Regions from separate parts of the Homo sapiens genome. Here region 2 is linked to region 1. Evidence: chromatin contacts called from ENCODE Hi-C or POLR2A ChIA-PET data. All regions are on one chromosome and are shown on one strand. Each heading gives the region's core, a stretch centred on a gene start or an enhancer-like site at or near the end of the contact. The rest is flanking DNA. Distances are from core to core; before and after follow the strand shown. Region 1 holds the start of PGCKA1 (PDCD10 and GCKIII kinases associated 1). Region 2 overlaps PGM2 (phosphoglucomutase 2).

Region 1 (3,109 bases), core at 331-2,830:
TAAGGCAGGCTGGGGCGCGCGGTGGCTCAGCTTGCAATCCCAGCACTTTGGGAGGCCGAGGCGAGCGGATTGCTTAACCTCAGGAGTTCAAGACCAGCCTGGGCAAGTTTAGGAGAGCCCACCCCCACCCTAGTCTCCACAAAAATAATAATAATAATAGTAATAATAATAATAATAATACAAAAATTAGCCGAGCATGGTAGCATGAGCCTGTAGCCCCAGGCACTCCAGAGGCTGAGGTGGGAGGATCCCTTGATCCCCAGAGGAGGAGGTTGCAGTAAGCTGAGATCGCATCACACTCCAGCCTGTGTGCAACAGCCAGACCCTGTCTCAAATAATAATAAATAAATAAATAAAATGAAACCCAATACAAATACCAACCCCTTTTTCGACAGATAACCTACTTGATAAATGTATCAATATCCTGTAGACAATTAAGTGTCGACTATAAGTTGGACATGAGTGCCGTTCATTGTGACAAAGGATGTAAAACCACATATAACTTCCTGCAAAAATCTAACACTTTACAGCGTGCAATCCCAGCACTGCAAAATTAGAAGGATTCAAAAAATGGAGTGTTCAAATTCTCAAAAGCCTGGCAAATATCATGTGAATGGGGCTGGCATCATTAAAGTAGATACATTGAAAACCCAAGGACACTATGTCCATCCTTAGATAATACTCTGTCCAGATGCCTCTCCAATATCCTATTTTATTCTCTTGCTGGATGAGTTGAAAAGAAGAGAGAAGAGGGTAAGCTAGGTGGCGCAGTTGCTTAACACTTTTTTTGGCAAGCTCAGCATTTGCTTTGGAGCACAGGTGAAAAGAATGTCCAGTCCTTAAGCAGAGTCAGTTCTCCACCCGCCTTAGGTATATGGATTGTAACAGCTACGAATGTGGAACTCAGTAGATTGGATGCAGTCTTGTGGCCAATGCCCTAAGACCTCAGGAAAAGAAAGGGATGGAGGGGGAGTGGGTGAGGAGGGGACGGGGAACCAGGAGTTCATTGAACTCCCCCTGGGGCCTTTAGGGTGCAGGCGAGTGTGTGCAACTTCCCTGGTTTTTATCGTGGTGGTGGCGCCCCCGCTGTTTCTAGGTCCATGTAGCTCATACAGGGCTGGCCATGGAACTCACAGCAGGTCTAGGCGGCGAATGCCAGAAATAAGGAGGAAACTGAAAAATGCCAAGTTCTCGGGGTTTGGGAGTACACAACTATTTGCCAGCGGGTGCATTTGTTTTGTGTATCCCCGTACTCCAGTCCCTTGATCATAGGAAGCTCCCTTCTCTCCAGCGCAACATTGGAGTAAGCACCCCGGAGTTTCCCGTGATGGCAGGCGGTTGGCGCGGTCGTTTGTGCTCAGAGGCCAACAAGCGCGTGGATTTTCTGCTTCAGTGCGCCCGGGACTGCCACCCCGGCCCCGGGGATGTCGGACATCGTACTCCAGGGTTTCGAGCCCTAGCCCCGCCGCATCCTCGGGGCGTGCAGGTAAAGGGTTACGCGTGTCGGGAAGGCTCACCCGCAGCCCGGGCCACGTGACGCGCGGGCCCAATGACAGCGCTGGGGCGGCCGCTGCGAGCTCGGCGGGCTCAGGGCAGCGCGGAGCCGCTAGCGTCTCCCGGCGCGGCTGCCCGAGGCCGGCGAAGCCATGGGCGCCGGGACCCCGCCGCCGCCGCCGCCGCCGCCGTCTGGCCCCAGGTAGGGACAATCCCCCGCCCCGCGCGCGCAAAGAGGGCTTTAGTCCTGCGGAACTTGGCTTTGGGGCGAGCTTTCCCCCACTTCTCTCCGAGTCGCCTACTTTTAAGTTTAATTTCTTGATTTGCTTTTGCCCTGAAAAAAAAAATTAGAGACGCAATTCAAAGTTTGATGACTTCGGGAAAAGTCACGTAATTCAACAAAGGGGCTCTAAAAGGGGCAAAACTCGGGTGGGGGGAGGCGGACTTTTACAGATTCCCAAAACCAAAGACCAAGGCGTTTGTAAAGCTTGGCGTTTAATTGGTTGTGTGAAACATTTTTGCTTTTAAATCCCTAACTAATGAACTTTCAACGGTGCATGCGAACTTGAAAAAACTGCAAGAGATTTTACCTTAGATCTGTGCCCTCCTCCCCCATTTTAAGTATGTTTTTTAATAAAAAGGAAATGGAATGTGACCTCTGCTGTTTCTTTGAAATGCCCTTGGGTCCCGGTATTTGCCCCCCAGGGGTGCTGGCGGCCTGGGCAGTGGGTAGGGGTGGGGGAAGAGGTCAGGGTGCCAGGAGGCCTCACGTAGTGAAAAGAGGGTGCCAGGTGCAAACAGTTAAATAGTCACAAACTGTTTGCTAAATATTTAATAATTAGGCAAGCATCTCCCAGCTTGGTTACTTAGGTTGCATTGACCTTGGCAGCCCTGATGAGGCGAGATTTTCACAAAGTACTGGTGAAGAATTTTTCCGGTGATAAAAGGCAAGGATCAATGCTTTTTACCCCAGCATGGCAATTGACCTTAAAAACAAAATTAAAACTCCCTGTGATGACTTAGTACATTTTATGTTACTTTCCATGGCAGCATAGATACCTGCCCCATGATGGATATTTGCCCTGTGAATTTAGAGAAAGTTTGTGCTCCAGAGGTGGTTCAAATCATTGAAGAATAGGGCGTTTATTTTCTTCCTGTCACTATTTATGGGAAAGAATTACGGATGGTCCTTCTTGCCCTGGTTTGTGGATGTCCTTGGTGGTTGCAATCAAGCAAGCTCTTATGAGGAATAATATCTGGAGAAAAGAAGAGAAGCATTTGAGAGTTGAATGAGAAAGAAATGGAAAGCGGTTACTGCTTTTAAACATAATAGAGTCTATATTTGTTGCCTACCCCTCCCCCTTCCCCATTTAATCCTTCAGTTGATACTATTTTAGGAAGGATAAGACAGATGTTAAAGATCATAGACCACCTTACTGGTCCCAGCTGTGAAACACTGTCAGGAGGCAGATAATTGAAACAAGGTACATAATTGAAACAATTTGAAGCTCAAAGGTAAAGTTAAGTTCTGGAGTTATTTGTATTTCCCTAAAGTGTGAAGAGTCAGCTAACAGCAAGCTGCCTGGGTCACTGAGCAGAAATGGAACAGATGCTG
Region 2 (3,109 bases), core at 293-2,792, 400 kb after region 1:
CAATTCTCCTACCTCAGCCTCCCGGGTAACTGGGATTATAGGTGTCCCCACACCTGGCTGATTTTTGTACTTTTAGTAGAGTTAGGGGTTTCACCATATTGGCCAGGCTGGTCTCAAACGCCTAACCTCAGGTGATCCACCCACCTTGGCCTCCCAAAGTGCTGGGATTACAGGCGTGAGCCACTGTGCCTGGCCTAGACCTCTGTTTTAATGGTCTTTTAAAAATTATTCCTTTGGCGTCAGTTTTGGCTGTTACATTTATTTTATTATTTATTTTATTTTATTTTATTTTTTGAGATGGAGTCTCTCGTTGCCCAGGCTAGAGTGCAATGGCACAATCTTGGCTCACTGAATCCTCCACCTCCTGGGTTCAAGCGATTCTCCTGCTGCAGCCCTCTGGAGTAGCTGGGACTACAGGTGCCTGTCACCATACCCGGCTAATTTTTGTATTTTTAGTAAAGACGAGGTTTCTCAATGTTGGCCAGGTTGGTCTCATACTCCTGACCTCAGGTGATCTGCCCGCCTCGGCCTCACAAAGTGCTGGGATTACAGGCGTGACCCACCACACCCAGCCATATTTATTTTAGAATACACTGGTTGGTACATGTTCTGTGTCCACCCTACAAAATTATTTGTTCCTCATGTGCATGAATTTGTATTTGTTTGATAGGTATGGCTACCATATTACTAAAGCTTCCTATTTTATCTGCCATGATCAAGAAACCATTAAGAAATTATTTGAAAACCTCAGAAACTACGATGGAAAAAATAATTATCCAAAAGCTTGTGGCAAATTTGAAATTTCTGCCATTAGGGACCTTACAACTGGCTATGATGATAGCCAACCTGATAAAAAAGCTGTAAGTAATGTCTTCTCTTTTCAACTAACCTCTTTTCTATTTACCTTTTAAAATAATTTGAATAAATTATTTAACCATACAATTAATTGAAGCTGATTTTAGGCACTTAGGCGTGATTATAAATAAGCTATAAAAAATATATGGAAGCCGGATGTGGTGGCTCATGCCTATAATTCCAGCACTTTGGGAGGTTGAGGTGGGCAAATCACTTGAGATCAGGAGTTCGAGACCAGCCTGGCCAACACGGCAAAACCCGGTCTCTATTAAAAAATACAAAAATTAGCTGGGCGTGGTAAGTTAAAAACCGCAGGCTAGAACTGAAAGAGACTCTACTAGGCTGGGAGCGGTGGCTCACACCTGTAATCCCAGCACTTTGGGAGGCCGAGGCAGGTGGATCACTTGAGGTCAGGAGTTCAAGACCAGCCTGGCCAACATGGTGAAACCCCATCTCTACTAAAAATACAAAAATTAGCCAGGTGTGGTGGCTCATACCTATAATCCCAGCTACTCAGGAGCGTGAAGCAGGAGAACTGCTTGAACCCAGGAGGCAGAAGTTGCAGTGAGCTGAGATTGCACCACTACACTCTAGCCTGGGTGACAGAGCAAGACTTCATCTCAAAAAAAAAAAAAAAAAAAGAGGAACTAGTCATCAAAGCCTGTGTGGTCATTTCGCACCTTAGGCAATAAGTGATCAGAAGTGTGGAACCTGTCTGTGGACACAGAGCTTAGTTGGTGGTGGTCCAGGGAGAATCTGGGTTTTCTATCTCAGGATCCAGCATTCTCTCCCTGTCAGGAGTTCTCACACTTGCAGGAGCATCAGTAACCAAGAAGGCTGGGGAAACAGAGTGCTGGAGCCCACACCTGGACTTTCCGATTCAGTAGGTCTGGGGTAGGAGCCAAAAATGTTCATTTCTAACAAGGTCCCAGGTGGTACTGATGCAACTGGTCCTCACTTTGAGAACCACTGTTTGTTTTCTAGTTAGTGTACTCTGTTCTCTGAGTGTATTGGAGCTGTTGGCTGTAAAGCCTGAGTTTGCATTCTTTACACCAAGCAGATCTTTCACTGGAGACAAAAGAAGACACAAAGGTAGCAGAAGAGTGTTGCTTTCTATGTTGGGGTTGGGGGAGGAAAGTTAAGAATATCCTTATGAGATGTTAGGCACGTTCTTTGATATTTTCTTTGTTCTATTTTTCATTTTCATCTGCACACAGCATATTTTTAAAATAGAAATAGTATGAAAACGCTTACGATGAAACGTGGCAGTCCCACCCCTGCCACCTCATTGCCATGTCACCAAGACTAGATTTGTAAATCATGTGCTCATATAGTGATGTTTTGATATACCAGTTTTACAATTTGTTGACTTTCTATTTTTGAGATAAAGATTTAGTTCTTACGCTTTCTACATTCAATAATTCTCTTCTCCCCATCCTCACAGTACGTTTATGCCACAGCTTTTGGTTAAATCAGATTCCGTGCTTTTGTTATTATGACTAGTAACTGCTGTTGCCTGCTAGCTAAGTAGTGTATTTTGATTAGGTTTCCCTAATTTGTATAGAGAATTGTATTTCCTGTACCTTTTGTTTGTTTGTTTTCTTTTTTTTTGGAGACAGGGTCTTGCTGTGTGACTTAGTCACTTAGGCTGGAGTGAATGGCATGATCACAGCTCCCTGTAGCTTTGACCTCCCAGGTTCAAGTGATCCTCCCACCTCACCCTCCTGAGTAGCTAGGACCAAGGGTATGCCATCATGCCCAGCTCTTTTTTTTTTTTTTTTTTTTTTTTTTGGAGGGACGAGTCTCTCCCTAGGTTTCCCAGGCAGGTCTCAAGTGATCCTCCTGCCTTAGCCTCCCAAAGTACTGGGATTACAGGCGTAAGCTACTGCGCCTGCCTTAATTCATGTAGTAATAGTTGCTTTGTTCTTCCATTTGCCTGGATTTCTATGTCCTGTCAGCAGTTTTTCCCAAATCCTTCAAATGCCTCTCAGTAGGGTTTTCCTGGTCCATGTCCAATGGCCGCCCTCCTGGTTGGGTGCACAGCTGTCATCCTGGGAATGCCCTTCTCCAGGATTGAGTCCCTTGCTCCTAGACCTCATGGCTTCCTCTTTCTATATTTATTTTCCTAGATCACATCCTCTAATAGCTTTCTGAGAACAAGTAATTGGGTGGTAAGTTTTTGGTGGCATTTAAGTCCGAAAATGTCTTATTCTGTCCTCACACTTCACTGACTCACAGTTTTGAAAGCATTGCT

The links. A loop is a pair of places that touch in the nucleus more often than their neighbours do. ChIA-PET counts read pairs that join two places held with the same protein, here RNA polymerase II (POLR2A). Pooled maps may share reads with other maps.
Region 2: a loop to region 1 is called in a pooled map, with 2.5 times the contacts of the local background. The contact joins the enhancer-like site here to the promoter of PGCKA1 in region 1. A Hi-C loop is called at or near these places in 2 of 50 pooled maps. POLR2A ChIA-PET finds 5 or more read pairs at or near these places in 2 of 52 experiments (OCI-LY7 and activated CD4-positive, alpha-beta T cell).

Annotation. Positions count from the first base shown.
Region 1 is chr4:37,452,345-37,455,453 of GRCh38, forward strand. PGCKA1 (PDCD10 and GCKIII kinases associated 1) reads left to right here and starts at 1,581. Exons shown (of 4, transcript NM_001104629.2): 1 at 1,581-1,696. It overlaps LOC124900691 (a long non-coding RNA gene), which reads right to left. Exons shown (of 3, transcript XR_007058098.1): 3 at 1,973-2,750.
Region 2 is chr4:37,849,514-37,852,622 of GRCh38, forward strand. It overlaps PGM2 (phosphoglucomutase 2), which reads left to right. Exons shown (of 14, transcript NM_018290.4): 12 at 671-860. Among named protein-coding and RNA genes, the nearest start is that of PGM2, 24 kb to the left of the region's middle. Within about 2 kb of position 1,543, at least 2 of the 41 ENCODE cell types and tissues checked have a DNase peak (open chromatin) inside an H3K27ac peak, as active enhancers do; they include OCI-LY7, where a contact is called at or near this core.